5 separate regions of the Homo sapiens genome follow, and regions 1, 3, 4 and 5 are each linked to region 2. The links are chromatin contacts, found by Hi-C or POLR2A ChIA-PET in ENCODE. All regions are on one chromosome and are shown on one strand. The core of a region is the stretch at or near the end of the contact, and the rest is flanking DNA. Distances in the headings are between cores, read along the strand shown.

Region 1 (2,700 bases), core at 57-2,556, 2.3 Mb before region 2:
TGGTCTGTCACTAGCTATGTGACCTTGGGCAGATGACTTAATTTCTTAGTTTCTATTTCCTCTGCCTACTGGAGGGTAACGAATGCTTCTTCCATTGGGTTAATGTGAGACTTGAATGACAGAATGTATATGAAAGCTTTTCATAAACCAGAGTCCTGTATAAACACTGTCATTATCTCCACTCATGAAATTCCCAAGCCCAGTGTATAAACTGTTTGTGCATTCCAGTTTTTTGTTTAGCTGTCTTACAAATGTATGGCATTATTGCATAATAAAATGAACATTTATTGAACACCTCCTGTGTGTAAAAGCGAAGTGTTAGGTGCTTGCTGGTGGTGGGAGGAGAAAGGAAGGGGTTTAGAAATAAACAAGATGTGCCGGGCGCAGTGGCTCACGCCTGTAATCCCAGCATTTTGGGAGGTGGATCATGAGGTCAGGAGATCGAGACCATCCTGGCTAACACGGTGAAACCCCGTCTCTACTAAAAATACAAAAAAATTAGCCGGGCGTGGTGGTGGGCGCCTGTAGTCCCATCTACTTGGGAGGCTGAGGCAGGAGAATGGCGCAAACTCAGGAGGTGGAGCTTACAGTGAGCCGAGATTGTGACACTGCACTCCGGCCTGGGCAACAGAGCAAGACTCCGTCTCAAAAAAGAAAAAAAAAAAAAGAAATAAGATGCGGTCTCTGTCCTCAAGAATCTTAGCACTGGAGACCAGCGTGTTACATAGATGTGCTCCTTAATGGTTGTTTTAAACTCTCAGTTCCAAGTCCACTGGCTAATGATGGTTAAAGACCCTTGCACTGCAAGATATTGCATTGAGTATACAAACTTTCTTGGGTGTATGTGTGAAATAATTGCAGTCTGTGTTCATCAAAAATTAGGAATATAAAGAAAAAAATTGCTGTCAGCCAGGCGCAGTGGCTCATGCCTGTAATCCCAGCACTTTGGGAGGCTAAGGTGGGCAGATCATCTGAGATCAGGAGTTCGAGACCAGCCTGGCCAACATGATGAAACCCCCGTCTCTACTAAAAATACAATAATTAGCCAGGCATGGTGGCACTCGCCTGTAATCCCAGCTACTTGGGAGGCTGAGGCAGGAGAATCGCTTGAACCTGGGAGGCGGAGGTTGCAGTGAGCTGAGATCATGCCACTGTACCCCAGCCTGGGCAACAGAGTGAGAATCTGTCTCAAAAAAAAAAAAATTGCCGTCAATACCACAGTTATAAATATGTGTAGTGCATTCACCTATTCAAAACAGCAAGAATTTTGCCGAATTGAGCTTCCGGTTTTTAGTCAGATGCTGTTTTTATTGTGTGGATGCGGGGGCCTCCCCTGCTTGTTCTTGGCATTGCTGCCACTGCTGTTCCACTTTAGCATCTTGGTTTTTAACATGGAGGGGAAGTGGTAGGAATCCTTCGGTGCACTCGCTTCCTGTAGTTCACTTGGGCATTTCAGGTAGATATTGGAATGGGCTGGAAGTGGTCTGCAAAACTCCAAGGCATAGAAGGCCTCCCTGAGATGTTTGCTTACCACTCCAGCCTCATCCGTGCCTTCCTGCTCTAACATCCCTCCCCCACAGTGTTCAGTGATTTTATTTGCATTTCTCTCAACCTGCTTTGCTCCATCTTTCTGCCTTTGTAAATGCCGTTCCTGTTATTCTGGCTGTTATTCTTCTCCTCCCCACCCCCATTTCTTTAGCTCAGGAGCCAACTTTTTCCCTGGCCTGTGCCCCCTTCCCAGTTTGTTAGATACCATTTCAGTGCCCTTTATAGTCCTTATCATAGTCCTTTCCAAAAAGACATTGTACTCCACCCACTGTCATGTGTATGATCTCTTTGAAGATGGGGCATTTTCAAAAAATGTTTGTTTTAAATCTCTACCACCTAGCATAGTGCCTCTTAGTAACAATTTTTTTTCCTGACTAATCAATGACATTTTCAAGAATTTTGTTTTTTTTTTTTTTGAGATGGAGTCTTGCTGTGTCACCTAGGCTGGAATGCAGTAGTGTGATCTCGGCCCACTGCACCCTCTGCCTCCCGGGTTCAAGCGATTCTCCTGCTTCAGCCTCTTGAGTAGCTGGGATTACAGGCGCGTGCCACCATGCCCGGCTAATTTTTTGTATTTTTAGTAGAGATGGAGTTTCACCATGTTGTTCAGGCTGGTCTCGAACTCTTGACCTCGTGATCCACCGCCTCAGCCTCCCAAAGTGCTGGAATTACAGGTATGAGCCACCACACGTGGCCTGACATTTTCAAGAATTTCATCACGGGTGGTGAGAGTATGAGTGATTCTCCTCAGTCTGTTGTATGTTTTTCCATTGTAAAGATTTTAGGGAAAATATTAAAAGGTGGCTACTGTGCACAGAAGAGTTTAGAATACCTATTTATTGGATTTTTATAATAAAAAAACTTTTTTTTAATAGACACGGGGTCTTGCTATGTTACCTAGGCTTGTCTTGAACTCCTAGGTTCAAGTGATCCTCCCACCTTGGCCTCCCAAAATGCCGATATTACTGGCGTGAGCCCCTGCACTCAGCCTTATTTATTGTATCTTTATCACATAGTTTTGTAGAGACCTTCTTTACAGGATTGTCATATACCAGGCACAAGTTTCCTATTTTCCAATGTGCCCTGTAAATTGTGTTCCCTCTACCAGGGAATGAGAGTGCTCATTTCCCTGCATTCCCACTATCATTGCAT
Region 2 (2,700 bases), core at 120-2,619:
TTACGTCCCCCCTCAAACTGCTCCCCTCCACCTCACAACTGGGAGAAGTTGATCAACCTCCTAGTTGGTCCCCAAGAGACTCATTTACCCATTATTTTACTCCTCCCGCTTTGATCCCGATCCCGCCTCAGACTAAGGTGGCCCTACTGGCCCCAGGCAGACCACCCCCCCACCCCCCGGCGTGCAAACAGGGAATCTAACCAATTCCCTCCATCCTTAACCAAGTGAGCCATCCCATGATAACAGGCTGTTCACCAACTCTGTGAACTCCGTGGTCCTCCCACCCCCACGTGTCAGCTACCCTCCCCCACATTCCCACACCTCACGATTTAGGCCGAGGGAAGAAAGGGGGCAGTCGAAAGCCTGGCCCCTAAGAGATCAACCCACTGGAATCTGTCCCACTCCAAATCCCCTCCCACCTTCGGCCCCTATCCCTTACAGTCCCTTCCTCCCTCCTTCCTTTGAAACCAGGCCCTTGCCTCAGAAACCTCCTCTTCCTCGTCGTCGTCGTCCTCTTCTTCCTCGCTGTTGTTACTGCTGGTGCCGCCGCCGCCACCTCCGCCTCCACCGCCGCCTCCACCGCCGCCGCTGTTGTCGCTGTCGCTGCTGCTTTCGCTGCTGCTGGGGGGTCGGCAAGTCCGGTTACGCTTGGCCTTGTGGTGCTGCTGCTGCGGCGGCTTCTTCTTCAGGAGCAGGTCGCAGACTCGCACCATCCCACGAGGAGACGAGGCCGAGCGAGCTCTGCTGCTGCCGCCAACGCCGCCGCCGACCTCCGCCGCCGCGGGGGGGCCCGCCACAGCCGCCACCGCCGGGGGGCTCCCTTCTCCTTCTGCAGCCGTCGCCGCCGCCACCGGAACCGTCGCCTTCTCCATCCCCAGGGAAAGAGGGAGGGCGCGGACGGGGGAGGGGCGTGGGGCTACGCTCTACCGCGACTTCGGCCGCACTGGGGCCGACACAGCAATCGGTGCCGCCTCCGCCGCCACCGCCTCGGTCACCTCTACTGCCGCCGCCGCCGCCGCCGCTCCGCCAGCTCTCACCTCGTCTCGCGATACTAAGGGCGGGGAGCCTGACGATGGGAGGGAGGGAGGGAGGGAGAGGGAGGGAGCAAGGGAAGGAGGGTGAGGCGTAACAGGGAGACCGGGTGTCGGGAGAACCAGAGGAGAGGAGACTGGAAAGAAGCGGGGAAGTGTGCCTGGGGCAGCTTCCGAAGGGGAACGGCGGGGACAGATGAGGGGGGCGCGATTGCAACCAGAGCGCCCGCGAGCTCCCGGATTTCTTCTCTTTCCTCGCTATTTCCCGCACACACAGCCCTGCAGCCCTCCCTTCTTCCTTCCTGGCTTGTGATTAGAACGCAGCCGCAGGCGGAAGTGCAGTGACGCCATCAGCCGTCGCCTGAGCCGTGGCGCGCGGGTGGCCGAAAGGCGAAAGTGAGATTTCAAGGGCCGGGTCTGGGGCCCCGCGGGCGCGCAGTGCTGCGGCGTGTGGGGAGTACGGGGAGGCTGGAGAGGAGCCGGCCCCGGGCAGTGTGAGGTGCGGAAGCGCGGTCCAGACACTTTGCTGACGGGAGGCCGGTCCGCCAGATCCGGGAGGTGGGGCCTCGTTCTGGACTGCTGTACGTAGTTTTATTCCTGGTCATTTTTTTCCACCGCCAAATCGAGAGATAGAGCTTTGGATCATGAGAGATGGCGTCGTGTTGGGAAAAGAGCCTTCTTTACCTGAGTTTAAGCTCGGCTCATAGACATCCTCTACCTGAGTTTACACGTGTGTAATATGAAGGCAGTCGATTAGGAGATGTCTAAGATCATTACTTACACCTCAAGTTTCCAAGGGGAGGAAGACACGGGAAGGATGCGTGGTCTGTGCCAGACTTTGTAGACGATTCACTGAATGACCCTGATTTAGCTCTTCCGGCCCTCTTCGATTCAGCTTGGAAGCAAGCATAAATAGTGATTGTTGTCTGTATACTTCTCTCGGAAGGAATGCTGTTATGGGAGTTGTGGGTTCATTTTTAGGTGTCTGAAGAAGTTTCAGGACTTTTGAAATGATAGTGGAGCCCATTGAACTCAGAATTATCCCTTTCTGGTCTAGTAGGAGTATAGTGGCATACGGAAAATGAAGCAAACATCAAAGACAGATGTACTGGCACAAGATTAAAAGTATGTCTCAGCTGACATAGTTGCCATTTTAAGACTGCTTAGTTTAGCTGAATATGCCTGGATTTTTTTTTTTTTTAGCATTTTTTTTCTTTTTAGCATTGGCATACCATATGAAATGTGGGCAGTTGCCAGTACTCTACAGAGTACCAAGGCAGAATTGGCAATGACTAAATCAATTCATTCAAACAAAAATTCATCATGTGCCTACTGTGCGCATAATTTGTGGAATCAAAGTCTCTTGTTTCCAGGGGCTTTACAGTGTAATAAGTGCTATAGTAAATATATATACGGAGTGGTAACCATCTGCCTATTCCTCTCCTACAGTCGTTGCTGAGTTCCAGTGTAGAACAGAGCACTGCATTGTGTATCTCACCACTACTGATTTAGATTTTATAATTTCAGCTGCATCCCTCCCTCCTACTTTGTATATTCTTCAGCATCTTTTTCTCCCTTTCCACTTGAATACTTTTCGCAATCTTTAAATCCCAGCCCATTTTATTATATGACTTTTAACTTAGACTTCACAATTTTCCAAGTGCTAGAA
Region 3 (2,700 bases), core at 52-2,551, 2.9 Mb after region 2:
AAATCTCAATGAAAGATGCAGAAAAAATGAAAAATGACTGCAGGAGTCCAAGAATCCCAGGATGGGCTTGACTGGTGGTGAGTTTATACTTTGGAAGTCCTACCTAATAATTTTAAAGATCTATTCAAAATTATAATCCAAATGCTTATCATTTGGAAGATAAGTGCACATTTAATAAAGGAACACTGTAACTTGCAAAACTTTCCTAAACCACATCTTTTAAGGCAGTAAAAACTTGATACAGATGTTTTTGATTCGAGATAAGGAAATAAATTTCCTTTCCCTATTAGACAAGTAACTGTTCTTTCCCAAACTCCAGGAACCACAATATTCTTGGACTCCAGCTCCCAACACTGGTTACACATACAACCCGCAGTATCTACCTGCACTTGCCAGACTGTTACCAAAATTGAACGGAGTCGCCGAGGTAGTAGAAACACCGAAATTCCCAATATTAAAGTTCACTGCAGGATTAGCAGTTAATCCGAAACCCCCAAAATTAAACCCACTGGCGGTGGAGTTGGCAGTCTCAAGCCCACCAAATCCTGATAGGCGTGTAGGCAAAGAAACAAAATTTTAAAAAGGGGGAGAGGGAAAAAGAAAAGAAAGCAAGATAAGGATTAGAAGAATCAGCAGGAGGTTTCACAGAAGTGAACAAACCTGGTTTTGCTCCAAACAGTTTAAGAAAGCAGAGTGGGGGTGGGGTGGGGCAGATGGAAGAAGCATGACGGATAAACCCCACAGCGAGGACCACAGGGGGCCGGGGGTGGAACTAAGGGAGTCAATGGGCAGTGCCGGTGGATCCCCAGCCCTATCCTCGCCGAGTCCGGCAGCGGGAACCACGCAAGCGTTCCCGCCCATCCAGGAGGCTGAGGTGCAGAGGGGAGGGAGGTTCTCGGGCAAGGGGAGAGGGAAGCAACCTCCAATTTCTCTGAGTAGGACTCCCCGGCAGCGGGAAGCGAACCGCTCAAGCCAGGGCCCTGTGGAAACTCACGCGCGGCAAGCGAGCTTCTAGTGGGACCCCGAGTACCCCCGTGGCCTCCTCGGGTGCCGCCTCGGCCCACTCTGCCGCCGCCCGCCCTTTTCCAATGCCTCTAAAGTCTCCGCGTCGGCGGGAGATTCCAGGATCCCCAGGTCGGAGAGTCTCGGACAGAGGGGGCGGACCAGACCCTTCCCCTTCTTCCCGGGTGAAGGTCTAGGGGGATCACTCACCCGCGGGGGCCGCGGTGGCTGCAGCGGTACCGGAGGTGCCCGAGGGAGCCCCAAAATTGAAGGCCATGTCGCGAAAGCAGGAGACCAAGTAGGTTACTCCTGCGACGCGCAGCGCGCTCCCCTTCTCAGTCCGGCCGGGAAACCGCCAGTCAGATCACCGAGTTCCGCCTCCTTTCTGACCTAGCCTAAGAGGCCGGAAGGCGCCAAGGGCGTAGGAGGTGGGTGGTTGTGAGGGAACGCCCCCAGCCAGCTCACTTCCGGTGGGCTTCACATGCTGTGGGGTGTCACTGTTAAGGTAAAATGCTGGGACGCTCGCGAGGGTGTGCCGCCTGAGAGTCCTTTAAAAACTGCCGTAGGGAGGTTCTTTGGGAAAGGTGTGCAGAGGCTGAAGTTGTTACTGTAGGGATACGCGGTAGACAGCTAGAATTTGTATGTGGTAGGGTTGAAGTTGCTGCCTCATCAACTAGCGGGCCTGGGAGGTCGGGCAGCAGGGCTGGGGTTGAGAACCCCCCCAACACCCACGAGGAGGTGGTATTTGAACCCAGTGCTGAAGGATGAGTAGACGGAGCAGAAGCAGTAAAGAGGATGCACGTTGGAAGAAATGAAAGCGAATGGAATTGTAGCAAACACGTTGCGTTTACTATGTGCCAGGCACTCTTCTAGACATTTTACATAATTTAATCAGCTATCTTATGAGGTGGGTTGCTGCTATCTCCAATTTATAAAAGAGGAAACAGGTACCAAAGGGTCAGGCTGTTTACAGAGTAAATACTCCTAACCACAGCTCTAAGGGGAGCACTGAAAAAGAGGGGAAGAGTGGGCCCCCTCTGTTGTACTTGTAATATAATTTAATCCTCAGAATAAATAAATAGAGAAGATTCTGTAACTGTATTTTGCAGGTGAGATGAGAGAATTGAGGTTTGGAGTTGTTAAGCAGCTTGCCCAAAGTCACCTTGCAGGTAGGTTCTGGAGTCTGGTTTTGGACTCATGTTTCTCCACTCCAGAGTCCCAATTTGTAAAAATTACCATTATATTATATTGCCTTGTAAATTATGGTAAGGATTTCAGACTATTTCTTGAGGGTAATGGGAAACCTTTAAGGGGTTTTAGGCAGAGGACTAGTATGACTAGAATTTTGTTTTTAGAAGATCCCTCTGGCTGCCATAAGGAGAATGGATTGGAAGGAGCCAGAATGCCTGAGGAAGATAGAGCTTTTAGGAGTCTGTTGTAGTTGCACAGGTAGGAGATGATAATGACTTGGATTACATCTGGCAGTGGAATTAGGAGAATAAATTTGAGAGATACTTAAGAAATAGCATATATGAGACTCGTAGTATTTGGACGTGGGAAGTAAGGATTCAAGGACAACCTCCTGCTTTCTGGCTTGGGCAAGTTGGTGAATGGTGGACCCGTGTCTGACTCCTACAAACTGAGTATGCTCTCATACCCACTGCCCTGCCTTCTTTCACTGTTTGTCACAGATAATTT
Region 4 (2,700 bases), core at 87-2,586, 2.4 Mb after region 2:
CACAGTATCTTAATCCAAGTTAATATCCCACAACAATCATACAGGGAGAACAGGACTTTACTATTCCAGCTAAAAGTGCAAGTGCCTTTTTTTTGTTGTTGTTATGAAGGAAAAGGCACTCTCCTCCCACCCCCCAAATCCGTTAGAACATTAAGTATGTCTTGGGGAAAAAAGCTGATCTATGCAGGAAATTATAGACGAAAATCTATATTCGCCCCAAAGCGGCAAAGGGCCATCTTAAGAAATCTGCTTTTAGAGACGCAGGAAAAATTCTATCAGATTCCACTAACAAAATCAACACAATCTAGGGAAGCTTCTGTTCCTTTCTGTCCCCCCATCCCAACAAAAGCGGGAACCCATCCCCCAAAAGCCATTCCCGAGTCAATAAGGGATCGTCTGCATAAGAGGGGGACGAAGAAGGCGCACGTTACAGTTCCAGTATCCGAACACGTTCGGATTAAACCCGCGGTGGCAGGGAGAGGGGGGTTGGTCAAACACGACGGAACACTAGGTACTGGGTAAGCGAAGCGGCGGCTGCCTTCAAACCCGGATTCTGTTTCCGTGCACAGAAATGGTGCCCGGAGGCCGCCACTTTCGCATCTGCGTCGCTTCTGCCTCCGTCGACACAACCTCTTTTCCCCTCCCCCCACGGGCGGGGTGGCGACGGCCTCTCCGCTCCGAAGGAACAAGGTACAAGAGCCGAAAACGATTCGGAAACAGGAACGGTGGGCTACCCACCCTAAAACATCCCCTCCAGAAAGCCTGCTCCCACACTTCCTGTATTAAGCTTCCATCAGCGCGCCTTCGGGAGCTGCTGCGTGCCTCCCCCCCCACTTCGCCACCTCATCCCCAATAAACCTCAACCCCACCTGTGCACTCGGAGCCCTCTGCCCGCAAGACGCTCGCGGGTCACCTCCCTTCCCAGGCGGCCTCCCACCCCTCACCTAGAGGAAAGACTGGTCTTCTCTCACGCACACACGGCACCGTAGGGAGCCGGCAAGAACAATGTCTCTGCCGCTACACCTCCGGCTCCCGGGCTCACACACCGGACGATTGCCTCGCGCCGCGGAGCGCGAATGGAATGTCCCTTTCCGACCACCACACCGACCTCCCCTCCCGGCGCCCGTACACACCTCCAGCCAACGGCGGCGGCGGGTACGTCGCGCGGAGGTCAGAAGAGTCGCTGAGGACCGGGTGCGGCGGGTTCTTATTGCTCGCCGCCCCCTTCCTCCGACAACTCGGAAGCCTCGGAAGCCGGAGAGCCGCGAGTTCGTCTGCCTCACAACCACCTCTTCCCGGGCGCCAGGCGCTGCGACGTGCGACAAGGACCACGGACGTCCCGCCCCCTTTGCCACCGCCCCCTCTTATTGTTTTACCCCTGCCGAAAGGGCCAGGGAACCCCCGAGCACAGCGTCAGCCAATCACGCATCTCCTCCAGAGCCGGACCCAACCTTCCCGTGTCCCTCTGCGGAGCACGCGCAGTACGCTGCCGCGCTCGCACACGCTCGCGCCCGGAAAGCCGGGGAACCGGAACCGGCCTAAAGCCAAGATAAGAGTCCGCTGATTTGACGTCACAAGCAGGCTGCCTTTCTCCGGTCCCGAGGCTCCAGCCTTGCCGCCCTTCTTCCTGATCGCGCAAGCGAGAGCTGGTTCGCAGCAACGCAGTGTCTTTTGTAGACTGATATTCTGGTCCTTTTTATTAATGGGAAGGAGGGAATTTAGTAATCTCTCTGAATAGGTGTCTGCAGGTTGCTGCTGTAGACGAGCTTAAAATGCAGCCGGTGATTTCAGCTGTTTGCACACTAAACTCACCTACATTGTTTACTTAACCCATCCTAGGTTTTAAGCCCCATTAAGAGGCCCTGCAGTAAAGGAAGAACATGACGTGGGCTTTACAGAGGGGGAAAAGACTATTTCTTTGTGTCCTTGTTACGAATTTAGGCATGGCTAAATATCAGTAGATACTAAAGCATTTTACATACTAAAGCTAAAAGAAGGCCTGAAATACAAGGATTACAGTCCTGTTCTAGCTCTAAGCCCAGACTTGCCCCCAGGGTGAGACACTGGTGACCTTGTTTCATGGACAAAGCCAAGCCAAATCTTGTAGTCAAGGAAGCCACTTTGCATCTTAGGTCTGGCAGTGTTTTCAGAGAATACCGAGATAGCACAGGAATTTTGGAATGAAGGACTGAGGAAGTGTTCAAAGAAACGGAAAGGAAAAAATACATTAATGAATGCTTACGAACTAAACATGGTGGACGCAAGCATGTACATCTCATCAGTTTTCTTCGCAATCCTGTAAGGGCAATTTTAAGGTATTTGGCATGTTAAGACAATACGTCAAATACCTTAAATATTGGCAGAGGCAATGCCAACATTAGGGCCTCCAAAGTCTACAATATCTTTACCTTTAGACTGCTTAAAGATACTGTTATATGCAAAATATTTGGGCAGACCATCACTTTAATGAAATCAACCTGATGTTTTTCCTTAAAGCATCAAAATACATTACATGCCGGCTGTCCTTTAATATACTGGGCTTATATACCAGGCATTCTTGTAATTATACAGCCTTCTGAGCCTCACAGTAACCCTATGAGCTAGTTGCTATATGTATGTACATATATATATATATATATATATATTTTTTTTTTTTTTTTTTTTTTAAGATGGAGTCTCTCTGTGTCGCCCAGGCTGGAG
Region 5 (2,700 bases), core at 122-2,621, 2.7 Mb after region 2:
CCTAACCTCGTGATCTGCCCACCTTGGCCTCCCAAAGTGCTGGGATTACAGGTGTGAGCCAACGCGCCCGGCCTTTGAGCAGAATTTTAAAAGTACGCTACCTGGATTGGGGAAGAGAAAACCCGGGGCTACACGTAGAGGGAAAGTTTAGTGTTGAATCGGAGAATCTGCTTTCCCTCTCGAAGCCTACGATGTGCAGCTCAGATTTACCCAGAGAGGCAAAGAGGAAGCGCTGGAGGTTTCTAGGCAAGCAGGCACCGCCCTGTTTTTATCACACGGAAAATATGTCTCCTCCCGCTAGTCTGTGTCGGGGGCCCCCGCAAGCCCCGCGTTACTCCGCGCGGGCTTGGGGCACTCACACGGAGGACTCGTAGGCCAGGTTGACCAGAAGGCAGTCCGCCAGGCTGAGGTTCATGAAGTCACACATGCCGCGGATCTCGCCGGTGAAGGGCTGGGGCAGGAAGCGCTCCAGCTCCAGGACCACTTTTCCGATTAACACGTGCACCCACTTGGGGACTCTGTCCCTAGAAACAAAAAGCACAAGGGCGTCTGACCCGCTCAGAGGTCGGCGGCGTGCGACTGCGTGTGCACTGCGAGCGGGGCTACATCCTTAGGGCGTGAGGTCTCAGGGCCACTGCTCCCCAGTCAGTGGACCGCCCAGGCGCGGCGTCACTCAATCTGCAGCCTCCCGGGAGTGGGGGGAAGGGGGCGGGGGGAAGGCGGCGGGTAAGAAAACTCCGAATGGGGAGGGCGAGTGAGGCTGGTCCCAAAGGGGCAAGCTTGGAAGGCCCGCGAGGCCCGCAAGGAAGGCGCGGGTTGCCCCTCCTTGGTAGCTATGCAGCCCGGGCGACAACTCGCGCGCCACGCTGACCCGGAATGGCTCAAGGACTGGCGTGCCACGGGTGACACCGAACTTGAAAGCCGAACCTGCCGCGCTGGATTCTCCCCAACCCGGACGCTGCTCAGGGCGGCAGCCAAAACCAGTTCTCCAAGGGTGGCGGGGAGTAAAGCGTCCCCGTTTAAAGCACTCTGAGCAGCGCGCGTTTGACTCCGACCCGCAGGGCCGGTGTCCCCGCAGACCCCGTCCAGGGCCCCAGCTCACCCGATGACTTGCGCCATCGCGGCGCGCACCAAGTCCAAGTCGTAGTGCCGCAGCACGGGCAGCCAGCGCAGCTCGGGGACCGAGTCCAGGCTCACGTTGAAGCGCGGCGCTGCTGGGGGCGAGGCGGCTGACAGCCCGGCCCCGGCCAGCAGCAGCAGCAGCAGGGACGGAAGCCCCGGGCGCGCCTCCCGGTCCGCGGTCCGCATGGCTCGGGCTCCAGCGGCCGCAACTTGGAGACCTGCAGCCGCTGTCGGAGCCCGGGTAAGCCGTGGAGGAGGAGGAGCTGGGGCTGGGCTGCGATCGCTGGAGGTGGGGCCCGCGCACGACCCGCCCGCCCCTGTCACCGGCAAGCCGGAGCGGCGACACCTCCCGTCCCCGCCGCGCATCCACTAGCCCGCCCCGACTCTCCATCGGGCCTGGAGGTCCCTGACCGCGGGGCCGCTAAGGGTTGGGGCTGCCGGCAGCCGGCTTCTCACCAACTGCCGGTTCCAGCGCACCTGCTTGGGCCGAAGGAGTGTAGGCTGCGGCCGGGAGGGGCTGTAAGATTTTCAGTAGCGAAAAGGTGTCAGGAAAGACTTTTCAGTTAAACTTTGTTTGCTTGTTTGTTTGTTTGTTTGAGATGTAGTCTCACTCTATTGCCCAGGCTGGAGTGCGGCGGCGAGATATCCGCTCACTGCCAACTCCGCCTCCTGGGTTCAAGCGATTCTCCTGCCTCAGCCTCTCAAGTAGCTGGGATTACAGGCGTCCACCACCATACCTGGCTAATTTTTGTATTTTTGGTAGGGACAGGGTTTCACCATGTTGGCCAGACTAGTCTCGAATTCCTGACCTAAGGTGATCCACCGGCCTCAGCCTCCCAAAGTGCTGGGATTACAGGCGTGAGCCACCGCGCCTGGCTGGTAAAACATTTTTTTAAAGCTCAAAATTTAGTGAACATTTATCTGCTAAATATTTTTCGCGGACATTATCTCATTTAATCATCAAAACAAGCCAACAGGTAGGTTCCACTAATCCTCGCTTTACTGATGAGGAGTGTGAGGCTTGGAGAGGTGAAGCCATGTACCCGAGGTTACTCTGCTGGTGTGTCTCTGCACTGGCCTCCAAGTAAGGAGGTCTGAATCCACAATCCACCTTCACACCTAAGTTTCTTCACCTTTGAGTTCCCAATGTCTGGGAGACAAACTTAGGAAAATCTTAGTAAGGCTGGGACATTCTTAACGGTTAGCACAGTTGTCTGTGGGTAAAACAGGGTACATGTGTACATGAATAGTAGAAACTAAATGAAAGGGCCGGGCATGGTGGCTTAGGCTTGTAATCCCAGCAGTTTGGGGGGCTGAGGCGGGTGGATCACCTGAGGTCAGAAGTTTGAGACCAGCCTGGCCAACATGGTGAAACCCTGTCTCTACTAAAAATACAAAAATTAGCCGGGCGTGGTGGTGTAATCCCAGCTACTTGGGAGGCTGAACAGGAGAACCTCTTGAACCTGGGAGGCAGAGGTTGCAGTGAGCCGAGATTGTGCCAATGCACTCTAGCCTGAGTGACAAGAGCAAAACTTTGTCTCAAAAAAAAAAAAAAAAAAAAAAAAAAAAAAAAAAAAA

Evidence for each region. Hi-C counts contacts between places; a loop is a spot of excess contacts on that map. ChIA-PET counts read pairs that join two places held with the same protein, here RNA polymerase II (POLR2A). Pooled maps may share reads with other maps.
Region 1: a map with no recorded cell type shows a loop between it and region 2 (4-fold over the local background). The contact joins the enhancer-like site here to the promoter of ANKRD17-DT in region 2. A Hi-C loop is called at or near these places in 1 of 37 single-sample maps with no recorded cell type and 1 of 50 pooled maps. POLR2A ChIA-PET finds 5 or more read pairs at or near these places in 1 of 52 experiments (activated CD4-positive, alpha-beta T cell).
Region 3: a loop to region 2 is called in a map of B cell, with 14 times the contacts of the local background. The contact joins the promoter of NUP54 here to the promoter of ANKRD17-DT in region 2. A Hi-C loop is called at or near these places in 2 of 168 maps with a recorded cell type or tissue (B cell and CD4-positive, alpha-beta memory T cell), 1 of 37 single-sample maps with no recorded cell type and 10 of 50 pooled maps.
Region 4: a loop to region 2 is called in a map of sigmoid colon, with 7 times the contacts of the local background. The contact joins the promoter of G3BP2 here to the promoter of ANKRD17-DT in region 2. A Hi-C loop is called at or near these places in 1 of 168 maps with a recorded cell type or tissue (sigmoid colon), 1 of 37 single-sample maps with no recorded cell type and 15 of 50 pooled maps.
Region 5: a map of naive thymus-derived CD4-positive, alpha-beta T cell shows a loop between it and region 2 (12-fold over the local background). The contact joins the promoter of NAAA here to the promoter of ANKRD17-DT in region 2. A Hi-C loop is called at or near these places in 2 of 168 maps with a recorded cell type or tissue (both naive thymus-derived CD4-positive, alpha-beta T cell), 1 of 37 single-sample maps with no recorded cell type and 6 of 50 pooled maps. POLR2A ChIA-PET finds 5 or more read pairs at or near these places in 1 of 52 experiments (T-cell).

Annotation. Positions count from the first base shown.
Region 1 is chr4:70,926,350-70,929,049 of GRCh38, forward strand. The region is part of intron 1 of MOB1B (MOB kinase activator 1B); the gene reads left to right. Among named protein-coding and RNA genes, the nearest start is that of MOB1B, 25 kb to the left of the region's middle. Within about 2 kb of position 1,307, at least 3 of the 41 ENCODE cell types and tissues checked have a DNase peak (open chromatin) inside an H3K27ac peak, as active enhancers do.
Region 2 is chr4:73,257,797-73,260,496 of GRCh38, forward strand. It overlaps ANKRD17-DT (ANKRD17 divergent transcript), which reads left to right and starts at 1,370. Exons shown (of 5, transcript NR_187399.1): 1 at 1,370-1,612. It overlaps ANKRD17 (ankyrin repeat domain 17), which reads right to left and starts at 1,002. Exons shown (of 34, transcript NM_032217.5): 1 at 480-1,002. The coding sequence starts at 872. RefSeq lists a silencer at 694-1,093 and enhancers at 1,055-1,651, 1,254-1,523.
Region 3 is chr4:76,147,096-76,149,795 of GRCh38, forward strand. NUP54 (nucleoporin 54) reads right to left here and starts at 1,302. Exons shown (of 12, transcript NM_017426.4): 1 at 1,213-1,302. The coding sequence starts at 1,279. It overlaps LOC124900718 (a long non-coding RNA gene), which reads left to right and starts at 1,454. Exons shown (of 2, transcript XR_007058144.1): 1 at 1,454-1,507; 2 at 2,112-2,700. RefSeq lists an enhancer at 1,252-1,411.
Region 4 is chr4:75,672,075-75,674,774 of GRCh38, forward strand. G3BP2 (G3BP stress granule assembly factor 2) reads right to left here and starts at 1,337. Exons shown (of 12, transcript NM_203505.3): 1 at 1,134-1,337. RefSeq lists enhancers at 217-1,194, 627-866, 1,147-1,436, 2,173-2,700.
Region 5 is chr4:75,939,642-75,942,341 of GRCh38, forward strand. It overlaps NAAA (N-acylethanolamine acid amidase), which reads right to left and starts at 1,372. Exons shown (of 11, transcript NM_014435.4): 1 at 1,103-1,372; 2 at 360-524. The coding sequence starts at 1,308. RefSeq lists silencers at 655-724, 1,125-1,594.